Linked DNA regions of Homo sapiens: region 2 is linked to region 1. The links are chromatin loops, found by intact Hi-C in ENCODE. Cell type or tissue: OCI-LY7. All regions are shown on one strand. Each heading gives the region's core, and the rest is flanking DNA. Links, peaks and the distances in the headings are about the cores only.

The links. A loop is a pair of places that touch in the nucleus more often than their neighbours do. Peaks named below come from ENCODE experiments on the same cell type or tissue, not always from the same donor. Only the 100,000 strongest peaks of a DNase experiment are listed, where the experiment ranks them.
Region 2: it touches region 1 in a loop (4-fold over the local background); 2 of 110 quality-filtered maps call a loop at or near these places.

What each region holds. Positions count from the first base shown.
Region 1 is chr5:124,030,797-124,039,144 of GRCh38, forward strand. No RefSeq gene overlaps it. Among named protein-coding and RNA genes, the nearest start is that of LINC01170, 400 kb to the right of the region's middle. RefSeq lists an enhancer at 4,493-4,542. In OCI-LY7, for the core only: no CTCF peak of the experiment used is centred there; a DNase peak (open chromatin) is centred at 4,335; H3K4me3 peaks cover 2,164 bases; H3K27ac peaks cover 3,695 bases.
Region 2 is chr5:124,159,507-124,167,854 of GRCh38, forward strand. The region is part of intron 4 of LINC01170 (long intergenic non-protein coding RNA 1170); the gene reads right to left. Among named protein-coding and RNA genes, the nearest start is that of LINC01170, 270 kb to the right of the region's middle. In OCI-LY7, for the core only: no CTCF peak of the experiment used is centred there; a DNase peak (open chromatin) is centred at 3,505; H3K27ac peaks cover 864 bases.

The DNA of each region.
Region 1 (8,348 bases), core at 276-8,275:
TTGCCTGCTGGGTCTAGTAATGAGGATTCCCAGTTCTGTAAAGGATAAGCTGTCAGAAAAGGCCTATGGATGCACAGTAAGAGTTTCATCGAAGCTTCATTCCACTGCAGATCTTACTCTTATGAAACATTTATTTAAAATACTCTAAACAATTAATATGAAAATTTAAAAAATTATATATACTTTGCTTAACTTGGGGCCTTCAGCTAGATTTTTCTGCTTTAAGTCCTAGAGCATGATGAATTAGAAACATGTATTCAAAAGGAAAAATATTTCATATAACAAATTTATACACAAAAGAATGAAGCTAAAAGTTCTGGCTGAGATTAATGTTTATTACAAGAAATTCAAAGTACTATTTCCCTGATTTCTTCTCATTAGGACTTATGTATCCATTTATTATGATATTGAGCAACTCAAAAAGAGAAAAACACATCAAAAAATTGAAAGTTATATTAAAGTTAAAAAAAAAAAGAAAAAAACCCTGACAATCTCTCCTATAAGATCAGTTCACGTTGCCTGTCAAAGTTTGCTAAACAATCAACTTGTTGAATTAGGCAATGTTTTCACCCCATATGATACCCACACCTCAAAAAGCTTTTATTTATTTTATTTTTATTTATTTATTATTTTTTTTGAGACTGAGTTTTGCTCCTGTTGCCCAGGTGTAGTGGCGTGACCTCATCTCACTGTAACCGCTGCCTCCTGGATTCAAGAGATTCTCCTGTCTCAGCCTCCTCAGTAGCTGGGATTACTGGCATGTGCCACTACGCCCAGCCAATTTTTTGTGTTTTTAGTAGAGACAGGGTTTCATTATGTTGGCCAGGCTGGTCTCGAACTCCTGACCTCAGGTCATCCACCTGCCTCAGCCTCCCAAAGTGCAGATTACAGGCGTGAGCCACTACACCCGGCCTCAAAACCCTTTTAAATGTTAAAAATTATGAATGGTCCAAATAATTGAGTATGGAACAAAAGAGAAGATGAAAGAGAGGCTTGATTCAAATGAGTTATACATCTTTATTAGCACAAATTAAAGTTCTTCATATGTACCAACTTCCTCCAGAACACTAAATTGGGAACAACAAACAAGTCCCAGAGAGCGTCTTTTCACACTTCCTAATCTTGGTTTGAACAGTTCCTGGGTTGCATTGAAAATTGATTTTGTTTTCTAAGTAGGTTTTCAAATTCAGATATTCTGAACAGTGGTTGACTGATTGCATGATTCATGGTGGCAAACCCTTCAGTGCTGGTGAAGTGGGAAGATCCGCAGATGTCAGGGCAGTCGGGGTACAAGTGTGGATACTCCAATTTTTAATTTAATGGGTTATTTTGGTGTGGAAATGGCTGAAGCTTGAGTGAGGAATGAGAGAAAATAATTATCTGAGGCATGAGAGCTGAGTAGAGTTGTTCTTGATTTTAAAGTTATTTTTGCAGAACCAAAAAACACACTACATATTCTTTTAAAAATTATTTCTAATTTCTGAATTTATTTTAAAAATTTTCAGAAAGGAATGCAACTTAAATAGCATTTGTATTGCCCTAAAAATCTTTGGGGGAACAAAAAATGATATAAATAAGCAAGTTTAGTTACTACTACATGTGTATTCTTTATTGACATATAGTACTTAAAATCCAGACTGTCCCAGAACATCTGCAGACCATTTTATACATTCCACAGGAAACCTTTGGGCACGAATTATTAAAATTTCTGAAGAAGGAGGTGAAATACAGAAAACTAAGATATTTAAATATGTCTCAAACAGGCCTTTGGTTAAAATGGCTCCATAATTTCACACTTAAACATATCACCTCTTTCTTTTCCAAAGACAGAGCAATGGCAGATAAAATCAATTAAGAGTAATTGAGCTCAAAAAAAACTATATAAACATCTACATGCACTAGAAGTGCAACAAAAACACAGACCAGTAATAAGCTGAAACTCAGAGCTTTCTGGTTCTTGGGGAGGTTGGCTAAAATCTTGGCTATTGAAAAGTTAACAGGGACTAGAAATGCCTAATCTAAGCTGGGAGGCACAATCCAGTCTTATTAATTGAAGCCAGGGACTCTCTTCAAACCCACCATGAAATGAGGCCAAAGAAAAGAGCTACTGACAACCAAGAAAATCAACAATGAGACCATCAATTTATTCCAAATAAAATTAATTTTAGAAAGCACTTTGACAGTCTTTAAAGTGAGGATACTTATGATGCTCATTTCATCTGTTTTCAAAGTGGAAAAGAAATTATAAAATAAGATGTGGAGAAATGAGGCATGAAAAATGTGAGCTATGTGAAAAAGCTTATTAGGAACCGTGAAAATAAAAAAAAAGAACTTAAAAAATCTTCTTAAGTTACAAAAAGGCTGAAATAAGCACAATTAGAGAATTAGTAAATTTTAAGAACTGGTGAATTCCCTCAAAAATGTATCATGAAGAGATGTAAAACAAAGAGCAGTTGAGAGCCAGAGGCACCGCCTTGCAAGTTCTCTGCATCATAGAAAAGTCGGGAACTACCGCCCCCAGAATCCCCTTTCCTCCATGATTTCAGGTTAATATTCACTGGTGAATGGCATTCACATGAAAATGTGGGGTGGAAGGGATGGGTAGGCATTATTCTCCTGAGACATTTGCACCCAGACATACGGACAGACATGAGATTCACATCAGCTTTCCCGGGAGCTCTTGAGGACCACCTGCTTCAGAACTTCAGGCTGAGATTATCAGGGGTGGCTCTTTTGATCTTCACCTCCCCAGTTCTTCACATGTAAGCCCCTAATGGTTATATTAAAACCACTTATACCCAGAGTGCAGAGAGAGCTTCTGTGTTCCTGAGCAAATACTGAATACATGCAGTTTGCATATGATAGTTATTTTATTATTTATTTTATTATATCCTCTCTTAGCCTTTTAAAAGATGAGAAAAAAAAGGCATACAGAATTAGCTGCTCCACATCACAATAAATAATCAGGGATTGATCCCTCAAGCCTATGCTGATCCTGATTAAATAGGAGTGTGTTGGGAAGAATGCTGAAGCTGTATGGGCACAGTGAGAACCAAGGTCATAATCTCCTGGCAATATTACTGACAATGCGTGGGTACAGGGCAGGGAGTGGTCATAAATGTATTTGTCAGTTGCATACTAAAATATCAAGGGAATAATAAAATGACAGCCCTGTTTTGGCCCTCTGTGACCCAGGTCTGTACACTAGAAAGTTACACTTGCATTGGGCAATTGTTTGGCCCTCTGCACAAATCAGGATCAAAACATAGTCTCTCATATGTTAAACATTATAAATTAACTACATCATGTTTCTTCTTTCACATTTTTAGACGTCTCCTAATCATTTTACTGCCCATTTAATACCTATAAACAGTAATCTTTCTAAAGGTTTTTATATTAACATATTCCTTTCTGGGCTTACTCAGACAAAACACCGGCTTTACTAAAAGCCCTTGGTCACTCAGTAAAATGTTATCATTCATCCCATGGTGCTGTGTAACCTTGCAGAGAAGCCTGCCTCATACATAAGATCAATAATAATTGTGATGTACCCTGTATGGGCAAGATTTGGTACTTCCTTTATGAAAGACTGAAAGACAGAAAAAAGAATAGTGTTACTGTTACTGGGCACATTTATTCTCGTTTTACAAGCACTATGCAATTTAATTTGGATTCAACTTCCCTATTCTATAATCTGCACTTCTTTCCGAATGCCAATAGGAAGGAAATGGCAAATCAGAAGAGTCTAGTAAGTGCGCATTTTAAACATAAGGCAGGAATTTTAGATCTACCATGTGTCAGATCTTTGTTCTTGGTTCATCAGGCCACAATTCATGCCAAATCATTTATCTTATTTTTATTTCAAGACTACAATTGATACACTATGAAGTGTAGCAGTTAGAGAAAATGATTAATAGGTCTCTTTAGCTGTTGATAAATGGTTGAGAACATAAAAATGGAACAAAAGAAACAACAACTATAGATTATAGAAATAGTGATCCTGATGTAGAATTGAAGTCTTTCATCTATTTCTGGGAAAGAGGGCAATAATCTAATGAGAATATTTCTCTATTTTCCCACTCTGAACTCCTTATTTACAAGTAGACATATTCTTAATTTGCTTTTTGATAATGTAAATCAGTACTATATTTTAGACTATGTTTTAGAAACTTTAAAAACTTCTTTCTATACGTGTCTAATTTGAGGCTGCCGGGTGATTTGGTTCAGCTAGGATGTGAGTTTTACTCAGTTCTCATTTCAAAAGCAGAACGTTCGGGCCACTATTTGTCAGGTGATTATGCTCTGCTTATGTTCATTCAGGTGGTCACTGAATTGCCTGCAATCTGCACCATTAATCAAGTTGCCTACTTGGTTGTTAAGGGAACTGAAAACCCCCGCTCAGCTATTTTTTCCAATCTGGTGTTTTTCATGGTTTCACCACTTTATCATGTTAGTTACTGAATTTCCCTATTTTGCATTCACTTGTTCACTCACATTAGAAAAATACATCAGTGTATGTATTTTAGTCTGCATAGAAATCTGGCAATGCCTTTTAAGTCGACCCTGATAAAAAGAATACTAAGAAAATTTTCATAGCAAGAGATGTAGCTGGTCTCCAAAAGATAGATTTAATTTACTAGCATGGGAAATAATAACAGAATCATTTTCTATTTACCAATCAAAACTATGTCCATGTATTTCCACTGTCATTATCTACTTTATATTTAGTGGAAATACTTAAGCAAATATTAATAATCAGTATAATATTCCTGAGGACTCTGACTCTGTCTTTAGAGATGAAATTAAGGAGAGAGCTGAGCAATTACCAAATGGGTTTTATCCACAAAGACAAGTCCTAGAAAAGCCTTGCTAAAGCGATGCCTTGCCCTCAATTTAAAAAATCTTTTCTGTAATCCATTTCACCCTGTTTTAAAAAATATTAATTAACTAATCCAACAAATATTTAATGGGCACTGATTTTGCTATAGGCTTTGGGGTATTTAAAAGATGAGAATACCCTCAGGAAGTTCTAGAAATGGGGAGTCCCCATAAGTTCGATCTCATACCCTCTCTTTAACCCCTGTCCACTTAATAAGTTTCAATATGGTGCCCCAGTATATCAGATGAAAAGAATTATAGCATTGAAAGTGTAATAACTATGTGAAAAATGGATGAAATAAGCTATATTAATTATGAAACACATTCATGATGTCTTCAACTAAGTCTAAAAAATGTGTACATTTTTCAAGATAGAAAAATAAATTCACAGTTTATGACTACAAGCTTTAGGAGAGATGGGTCACTATGCCATCCAATATGTATGTATTGTATCACATCCTAAGCTGTTTCTCCCTGTATATTCTAGTGAAGCAGAGAAGCTAAACAGCCATGACAAGTACAAGGACAGGTTATCACATGTGCACATAGGAAGGGCAACTAGCCAGCAACACGTCTATCAGAGATTCTTTATTTCAGCAGGAATGTCCTCTGAATTATCACCTGTTTTTCCTAATAAAGAGACTAGGTCCCTAGAAGGTGACAGTGGCAAGAGATAAACTGTAGGTGTTCATTTACTGAATGTTTTCTCATTATACGTTTGTTTATTGGACATACATTCAGTAATCTCTCAGGTGCCAGGTTTTGCATCAGCATCTGTGATGTTACTATGTCTTCTAGAAAGAAAATAAAAATCCCAGAAAGAGCTTCAGATTCATTATCTTGTCCTCTACCCAGTGAGCTATCCAAAGTTTTGTAACTTTTGTTTAAAAAAGCCTTATGTCTGCTGGGAGTGAGTTTTCCAAATTTTCTGTGGGGAAAACCTTCCCATTATGAAAATTATTCTTCAAAGAAATTAAACTAGTTCTTTCTGTCTTGCAAGCCATTGTTAAAGAAATAAAGAAAACTCTAAGCCTAAGGCAAGCCCTAGATAACACCTAAAAATAGAGATTTTTTTGGCAAAAATAGAGATGTTTTTGGCATATTTAGAAGAAATTACAGAGAATATACTTCTTTGATCACCTTTCTTTGTTTCTACAGTGTTGGAAACTTGTAGAAACAAAAACCTACTTGAAAAACAAAACCTGTAAATGAGTTATTTCACTTAAAGGAAATGCAATTTTACCTAAAAGGAGTCTTTTTTTTTCCTTTCAGTGTAAGGCAAGAGTAATTTAATTTAGGAGGCTGTTAACCTCCAATGTAACAGATACATAAATCATATTAAAACCACCTTGGAATTTGTAGTGAGCAATGAAATAGATCCCAAGACCAATAAAAGAACTCAGCTAAGTGACTTATCTAAAATGTACACCAGGTAGCAAAGAAGAGGATTCAGGTTTAATTTAAAAGCAAATATCCAGTTTCCTTTTCCTATTTTTCTATATTTTCCTCTTCACTAAGATATAGTTTCAAAGTAATATTCTTGTTCTTTTTCATTATGCTTTCTTTCCTTTTATTTTTTCTTTCTCTTTTTCAGGCTGAGTTTGATGTAAGTTTGGAAGCTACTAAAAAGGGCTTAGGTCCATTTAAAAATTAAAACCAACTCTGCTTCTCAATTGTTTGATTAAAAATTTTGCCTGATTTAAGTTCACAAAATACTAATAGTATTTTTTGTATGATTATATTATACCAATTGTGTCATCTCAAATTAAAATTTTAAAATGCTATTTTAACATTTCATATAAAAGGAAATAAATTTAAGATTTGGAAACTTGACCAGAATACATGTAATACACATAATAAGAAATTATTCCTTGCAAGTCAAGGTGACATTCTGCCCCTAAAAAATTTTAAATAATTTACTTCATGTGAAAATAATGTAAAGAGTATACATTCCATAAGATACAGAGTAATCAAATACTGCATAACTTTGGTATCTCTCTTTCTCTCTTGATTTTTGCTATGTATCACTAGTAACGATATGTTTGTCAATGGAGCAAAATAAGTTTTAGGAATGATAGTACTAAATTAACATAGCCACTGGACATCTGCTTTTTATAATCTTGATGTCCTACATTATTAAGTTATCAATCTCTGAAATACAGTACTGTTGTCTGTTGCTAACAAAAAGAATATTGTACCAGAAAAGGGAGCATTAAACTATCCCAATAATTGGCATTTCAATAGCCAAAAAAATGCCTCTTGAATTTGCTTCTTACAGGTCTGAACATACTATAGTCTGGCATGAATTGACCCAGGAGTATCCTTGCAGTGTTGAGGTCTCTTCTGTTTACAAAATCTAAAACTGTAGAAAAAGAGCCAACTGGCTTGAAGGGGCAGCCATTGCTTCTATAGCTATGTCTTTGTGTCTTTATTCAGTCTTAATGCCTTTACAGAAAATAGTCCAATTTGGGACCTACAACTACAATAGTCCAATATGGGGCCTACAACTAGTTCCTGACCTCAGTCAAAGCAAATAAAATGTGTTTATTTACCAAAAAGACTTTTACTACTTGTATAAAATGCCCCCTTTGGGAAATAGGTACTGGGTAGATTGTTGAAAGTGAAGATGAATTAGTTTACTTTGGGACAGAATGTAGAGAATAAGATATGATGGCATATATTAGCCTTGGTAAAATCCCAGAGGAAAAGGACACAAAGAAGGGAGTGAAGCAGGAAGGCAGGGAAAGCAATAACAGGGATGGAACTATTATCTACCTGGCCACCCTGATAATAGTTACAGCTGATCACTGGAACATAACGGAGGTTCTGAGAGGCCACAAAACTATTGTGCCTCATGACAGTCTGTCTGTGGGAAAAGAGGAAAAGAACGTACATGTTGGTTTATTTTCATTCACTATTTATCGCTATATCCATATACTTCTCAATTTGTCACGAACTGCTGTAGTGTAGCTAGCATCCTCAGGGCTCTAGTTTGGCCAACATGCAGATGCAGGGACCAACACTGTGTGTGTGTGTGTGTGTGTGTGTGTGTGTGTGTGTGTGTGTGTGTGTGGTGGGAGTGGAGAGCAGTCTAAACCTGGATCCACATCTGCAAAAACAAGCACATGTCATTGCTAGGGCTGTGCCAGAAAGCCAAGCAAATGTGTTCATCTGTGGTCATGCGGAAATATACCCTGTACAAAGAATAAGTCTAGTTTGAGAAAGCTGATTACCTCAGGAAAGGTTAGTTACTTCCTCCCCTGTGTTTCTACAGCACCTAATATACACCAATATTAGTAATTTGAGCCCATTATATCATAACTATTTATGTGTGTGTGTGTCTGTCTGTAAAAGATGGTTAACTCCTTAAGTAGGGTAACCTTATTTCTGGGTTTGTACTCGATTCACTACAGTTTAGTTAACATTGGATAATTATTTTAATTCCTTCTTTTACTTTCAAAGTGTCTTTG
Region 2 (8,348 bases), core at 29-8,028, 130 kb after region 1:
TTGCCCTTCTTTCATTTTTACTTATAGCTAGAAAGTTTTTGATGAAATAACTTGAGTTAAATAGTCTTAATTGATGTCTAATCTCCAAGTGATCAGATCTATTCAAAAGTCTACTACTGTAGACATTTTAGTGGCAGAAATGCATAATTAAACATCTGTCCCTAAATATATAATGCACAGAAAGTAAATAAAATAGAAATTAATGTAAGTATTTTTTAAACTTGGTAAAAAAATCCATTTATTTATGGAAACAATTGAATCATACCATTATTGTAATCAACTTTATAATGGTATGATCTTTTGATCCCTTCTCCCCAAATTAGATAATACATAGACTTAGTTATATTCAGATGTATTTATACAAAGATAGTGCAGTGTGTTTTTATTCTATAGCAACCTATGTCTTAAATGTATACATAAGTTTATAAAGTATATCTACCTTGTATGTAATCTACCTCTAGGGAAGTCATATTTTTTTATTTTTCTCAAATGTAAAGATAAACGAGACAATTTAGAAGTCAGTAATGAGCAGTTAGTAATTTAGGAATGACTAACAGTATCTTCAGCTACAATTTTGGAATCTGAAAACTGCTAGGATCTAGGGAGCAATTTTATTGGCCATTAAAATGTTCTTAAGTTGTCCTATAAAAATATAAAGTTTCTACTGATAAGCAGAGCTATTAGTGGTCAGCTTAATTTTAAACAAATTTAAATATATTAATTTTCCTACTAAATATTTAATTATGTATGCTGATGACAGCAAAGTGATTCTACAGACTAGAATTATCTTGGGGTAATCAAAGCCTCAGGAAAATGAAGGAATTTTGATTGTGGCTGGCTCTTTTAACTCGGAGTAGCTATTTATTTTTTTACAACATAAAAAGCCTGTTTTCTTGCTAGCTGGGCCACATGGGAAATTCAACAGTTTCAGTTCCAGTCAAGAAATATGCATTAGGCACCTTCTACAAGAGAAGTCAGTATAGCACAATGGTTAACAATATGGCCTCAGGACCTAACTGCCTGCTCAGACCCTTGCTTCACCCACTTGGTACCTGGTTGATTGCCAAAGTTACTTAACAACTCTGTGCCTCAGTTTCCTTATCTGTAAAATAGGGATGCTGGTCGTTACAGTACCCATATCATCAGACAAAGTAAGTTTAAAAAAAAGTGCATGAGCTTCTTTAAAAAGTTTTGATGTAAGAGTGCTTGATAAATGTCAGCTGTTGTAATGTGAAAGGCACTGTGTTTGGTGCTAGGCTTACAGGATAAATACAACACAATCTCCTTCCATAAAACAAGGCAATTCTGCAAACCTCAGGCAAATGGCCATCAACTTGGTCTTCATAAAACCACCTGGGAGCACACTACAGGACCACTCTAAGAGGAAATGATGACTTTGTACTTCCAACTTATATACTTTCCTTATATCACAAGTTCCTAAAGAACTTAGTCTTGAGGAAAGAGCTAATTTGAATCTTAAGAAGAAATAACTTTCCTTCTGTTGGTGTTCAGCAGCACCCCAGAGAAAGACATTCCCCAGGAATTACTTTTCTGGTCTGTTACTGTTATAATTGGTTTCCAAGTGTTACCGATCCTTCTCACCAGAAAGTGGCTGGAAAACAATAATTCATTTCTAGTCCTTTCCCACTTGAGACAGAATTTGAGTTTATAAATTCAGCCTTAAAAGATCAATACACACTTCCAAGCCAGCATATCCTCTCATCTTAAAATGGGTTTGTTTTTTATGTATAAAAAGCCAGTGGCTTAACTGAGTAGACACTATCATTTTTACAGGGCTAATTGCATTTGGATAGGGCCCTGGGGGAGGGGAGTGGTGGGCTACGGTAGGCACAGGTAGATGGGGGACATCTGGCATTCTTTGGGAATTGTTGACATTTTGCTTTTTTCCTCTGTCACTCGATAACCCTTCTTCTAACAGTGGTAGACATTCCAAGGTAGCTGGCTTGAGCAAACAAAGAGAACTTACTGGCTCACATTACAAAAAAAAAAAAAAATTCTGGATAAACTGCATTCAGGAGCAGCTGGACCAGACAGAACTCAGTAAGTATCAAGGCTCCATCTCTGCACACGACGGGTATGATGTCCCCTAACAGCCCCAGAGTCCCATCCTGCTAGCTTTGTAACGCCTGCAGAAAGACAAAATGTGCAACTTCTACCCATACCATCTCCCTTCTCTTGGACCATGTGCCCAGCCTTGGACTAATCTTTGTTTCCAGGCAGGTAGGGTACAAGTAAGTCATCTGCCCACCCTTAGAGCAGCACTATTGTGAACTAGATAAGAACAGAAGTCTGGAGACACAATACCCAGGTTTGGATCTCACTTTCACCACTTAACTAGCTGCGTGACATTAGGCAAATCATTTAGCCAAACTGTGCCAAACGGATTAAACTGAGTTTATACATGTAAGGCATTAAGACTAGCACCTGACACCTAATAACCACCGTGCTGACAACTATGATGAAGAGCAGAATGATGGTAGTGGGGATAAGGAGGAAGAAGATGCAGAAAAGGAGAAATCAGGGACTGGTAGCCCCACCAGAAGTACATGGACTAAAGGAAGGACGATCTTGAAAGGAACTCGGGTTCATGGCAGAAAACAAGAACAATGAAAACTAGCAATAACTAGCAGATATTTGTTTGTAGCCCCTACACCAACCTGTTATGCCCTGCTTTGTTCCCTAATAGAAGTCCACGTAGTTTGGGTGCTAGAAATATAAAACCTGGAATGTGATAAGTAAATCTCTGTGGATATCCTTGGTGTTATAAATGTGCTGCTTCTCTGCTTTTAAAAATAAAGCATTTGGGCCAGGCATGGTGGCTCACACCTGTAATCCCAGCATTTTGGGAGGCCAAGGCGAGCGGATCACATGAGGCCAGGAAATGGAGACTAGCCTGGCCAACATGGTGAAATTTTGTAAAAATACAAAAATTAGCCACGAGTGGTGGCATGAGCCTGTAATCCCAGCTACTTGGGAGACTGAGCCAAGATCGCACCGCTGCACTCCAGCCTGGGTGACAGAGTGAGACTCTGTCTCTAAAAAATAAAATAAAATAAGTAAAATAAAATAAAGCAAAACAAAATAAAATAACATCTTGACCTAGTAAAGGCATTGTTTAGGACTTCTCCAAATAACTTCCCATTTGTAATGCTCATCAATTTGTACATGACTAAAGGAATGATACGCATGATTGTGTTGCAGGATGGAAAAAACCTACCTCAGACATATCTTTTTAAAAAAAATAATGTCAATCCCCCCAAACTTCTTTCCTACAGGAAATGAACTGCACGTCAGCTGTGCAGGCAGGGAGAAAGGAGGTGGAAGAGGCAAGGGAGCAAGAAAGGAAGGAGGGAAGCAAAATAAACCCACTCCTGTGTAGAGCGTTGGAAATGTGGCACTAACAAAGACTTCCTGTTCCACATAGAATCAGCGCTGGCAGAGGCGGCATGCAGGGCTGTGGGTGTACTCAGCTGTGCAGAGCTGATTATAGAAGATGAAAGGGCTTGGCAATTTATTTCATCTCACACTGAAGCACTGCTGACAACTGAAAGTGAGGACAGAAGGATTCATTTGTTCAACTTCTGTTTTAAAAAACAGACTTCAAATGATACCACAGAGAAAAAGGAGGAAACGCTGCAGTGTAATAAAATGTCTATTTTTAAAAAACACACTAGCTGCAGCATTTTTATTTCATAGGTGGGTTTGAAGGCAAAGGGGTTGGCTTTTTTGTGGTTGTTATCAATTCCAGGGAATGTGACATGCACGCAGGATCAATTACTAATCAAATAGACCACGTTCACCTAATCTGACCAAAGCTCTCGTGTACATTCATCCTTGAGTCCAAAGATGAGTCACAGTGAGGAAAACCTAACCCTGCAGTGTTTAAATACTTCCTATGCAGGATCTTTATACTAAAACTGAATAAATGTATGATATATGATGGAGAATCTATTTTAAATTTTATAATCCTGGTCATCTTAATTTTTAGTTCACAAATTCAGATTTTCTTCATTTATCTATATGATTGCGTTTGCTTGAATTTTTGGAAGAAAATGTTATATTTCCTTTTAAATAAAATGTGTTATGACTTCTCATCAGCATATTTAATGTTTGAGAATGAGGAATATTTTTCAGTTCAAAGACTCATATAAATTATTGTGAAATCTAATCTACCTAGCAAAGTGGTCTTATCCCAAAAGATTTATAGAGATGGGTAATATCCCATACTGGTAGCACATTAGTTATTTATGATTAATATACAAATACAAATGTTAATGAAAAAGATTTTTAAAAAATTCTTCCTATAATCATTAAAATTAAACTATCAGTAACATGAGCATATTAGCCTTAAGCAATTTCTTAAGCAATTCAGGTAAATGATTGATTCCTTTCTTTGTAATTTATATCAGAAATTTAGTCATATTTACTATTTTAAATATAGGTTTTCTTTGGAGGAACACACCAGAGCAATAGAAATGGAAAAGATTACAGCTAAAATACATTCTCTAGCTCCCCTAGGCCTCTAGAAACCATTAAATTTAAGAGTTCATTTTCTAGCAATATATTTGGAGCACCTGCTGTGTGTCAGGCACTGTTTTAGGTACTAGGAATAACAGCATTTACCAGGAGCTTCTGTTACCAAGCTCACTGTGTGAGGCTGGCAGGTTTACCCTGTCTCACTCCAGGAACAACATCCACATAGACAACAATGTGAGGGGTCTGCCTGGAGTTGGGCAATGCACAGCCCTGCTTATGGTCTAACAGAAAATGTAGAAGTAAACTAACAGGAAATCAGATAAGAGTAAGAATTCAATGTAGAAAATAAAAACCCACAGGTAGCACCATAAAGGATAAGAAGAGGGGCCACATCATAAGAGATTTTAAGAACGGTCTTGCTAAGTAGTAGTATTTAAGCTGAGATTGGAATGATAAGGAAGATCTAGCTTTGTGAAGATCTGAGGAAGAACATTCTAAAGATGAAAACACAAGATGAGCCTGGCAGCCTCTGGGATCAGAGAGAAGACCTGAGCAACTGGAGTGCTGAGCCCAGGGGGAGCAGGGTGGGCCAAAGAAGGTCACAGGTAAGAGAGGGGCCACTCTTCAGAGGGGCTGACAAGCCAAGGAGTTTGACATCTTTCTAAGGACAAAAGGAAGCTCCTGGAGAGTCCCTTCCAATAAGGAGAATGATGTTGGAGTCTCATGTAGCACAAAAGCAGCCCAGCATGGGTGCTCCTGTTTTGTCCTGGATGATTCAGAGCCTCAGATGATGGGATCTGAAGATGAGAAGAGCAAGTAGGGAGATAAACTATAATTGAATGATGATTATTTCATTGAGGTTCTAATTGAAAAATTACAATCCAAACCATACAGAAGCAAACCCAAACCAGTAATATTACATTTGTTTGTCTGAATAATTATTTTTCAAAGACACTCAGACACCAAATTGTACATTTTTGCTCTGCTATAATGAATGGTACTGAAACAAAATGGAAGACTGAACATACTGTGAAAAGAATGTTACAAGTGGTGGTTCATGTGCCAGTGGGCTCTGACCCCAGCGTCCTCTAGTTAGGTTATATAGAGGTAAATATTAAGTGTAATATTGAATATTCAATAATGCTTCAATATTGAGTATGGCTTAATTATACATAGCTTCATATTGCATTGTGTATACCAAAACACACCAAAAAATGTAACCACTTTTCTATATAAGCTACCATTTATAATGTAGCTTATGTGTTTCATTATGTTATGAAAATACCAAAGATACTTAGAAGTGGAAAAGCATATAAATCAGAAATGTTATAGGTAGTCAATAAATGTTTGAACAAATAAGTTAATACCTAGACTTTAATCATTTGTCATTCAATAAAAATGTTATTTTATTGAAATTATTTGAGCTGTAAGTTCATTTGAATAATTTTTCTTGGTTTTTATGATAAAATTTAATTCTATCTAGTATGTAGGGTACATATTATATTTTATTGATAGAGGAAAAATTATATATATGAATGAAACATTATCATTAACAACTCCATTACTCCATTTTAATACATGATATATTGGGGAATATCATAGGTATACTCAGTTTGGGGCATAGATATTACTTTTATAAAGATAACTTGGAGGCAGTAATGATTGATTTAGTTGGAATGTTTTGAGAAAGCTTGTCCTACAGTAAACTTTTCATAAATTTGCCCTCACAAAAGAGTTAAATAATAGGGAAATGCTTTAAAGTTATGTCAAAGATGGTACTCAGAGTAACCAGATATATGAAAAATAAATCACTGACTCAAGCACATGAAAATATCAACAAGTATTTTGGCAATTAGGTGAACTAAAACCACATCTGGTGATTTTTTTTCAAACCCTGCCTCTTATTTTTATCAAGGTATAAATTATTCACAGTGAAAAGCAAACATCTTAAGTTTACAGTTCAGTGGGTTGCAACAAATGTATGCACCCATATAAGCAGCACCCATACCAAAGAAATTCCCTTCATGGCTCTTTACAATCAATTTCCTCACCCCTCATGCAGAGGTAATCACTTTCCGGATTTCTATCACCATAGCTTCGTTTTAACAGTTCTAGTAATTGGCTATAAGCAATTATATTACTTAACAATAAAAAGAAATGAACTATTAATAGGCACAACAACATCGATGAACCTTATGATGAGTGAAAGTAATCAAGCAAAAAAGAAGTACCTACCATATTATTCAATTTACATACAATTCTAGAAAATGAAATTTTCTAGAAATGAAAACAAATCTTTAGTGATGGAACTCAGATGGCTAGGTGTCTGGAGACCAGGAAGATCCGAGAGAGAAATTATAAATGGGCATAAGAAAAATTGGGGGGGCTTATAGATAAGTCAAAATGTATCAAATTGTACACTTCATACGTAGTTGATTTTGTCAATTATATCTCAGTAAAGCTGTTTAAAAATTGTAACTCCCAATGGCAAATCAGTTTGCTGGGTAAGAAAAGATCACTTTGCAAGTCACGCTAAGCTTTTATCTTTAATAAGTAATTAAGCTTTCATACAGATTTTTTCAATTTGGAAAACATTTGAGCATGTTATCTTCAAATATTTTTGCTAATGCCAATTCTTTTCTCTCCCTTTTCTGCAATTCCAGTTCCATGTATGTTCGATGTTTTGATATTGCCACACAATCAAAAGATCGATATGGTTATTTTTAATTTTTCCAATCTCTTTTTTCACTCTGTGCTTTGGTTGGTTTGTTTCTGTTGACTTATCTGCAAGTACAGTTATTTTTTTTTCTGATTGTCCAATCTGTTGTTATAACCTCCAGTAAATTTTCCATCTTCTCAAATTTCTATTTGAATTTTTATAGTTCTCATTTCTCTACTGTGAACCGCTATTTGTTCATATATTATATCCATCTTTACCTTAAATCTTTGAAAATATTTATAATATAGTATTAAGATTCTTTTGGTTCCCAGAAATCTCTAAACATTTTTTCAGCACAAGTTATAAAACAATTGTGAATGCATGTTATTTTAGTCTGAGTAAATAGCTCTTTTATTTAATGTTTTATGTAATTTTGATATACTCCTCAGAGCACAAACACTGAGCTCTTTAAACACAAACCCTTTCTACACAGGTTTATACAATATTTTGGACATATGAGATGTACACTGGATCTACCATTAAGAGTTCTGTTAGAACCACCATCACTGGAAGAAGGAATTTATTGATCTACTAAACTTTTCAATGGTTTCAATCTCATATTCAGTTACATATGTTACTAGTTGACCCATTAAAATAAGATGGCAAAAAAAACAACTCAACCTTTGGAATAGTTTTTTTTTCTCTTTAACAAGTTGTATATATTGTCTTCTGTCATAAATAAAACAAACAAATAAATATAATTGAGTAATGTCTTATTCCATATTTGTTTTAATCTGATACTTCACTCTAAATTTTTTTTGAGCTATAATTCACACAAAATAAAATACACATATCTTAAGTGTTTTGCTTAATGATTTTATAATTATATATCTCCACCTAACAACCACCCAAATAAGATATAGAACATTTTCATCAACCTAAAAATTTTCCTCATGCCCCTTTTCCAGTTAGTTTACCTTCTCCCAAAGGTAAGAAGTTTCTGATTTCTATTGGCATGGAATTCTTTAGCATCTAGCTTCCTTCAAACAAATAATATTTTTGAGGTTTGTCCATATTGTTGAGTCAGTGAAGACTTTATTCTTTTTTATTGTTAAGTAGTATTCAATTGTACAAATACATAACACTTTTTTATCAATTTTCTGATTGTTAGACCTTTGTATTGTCTTTAAAT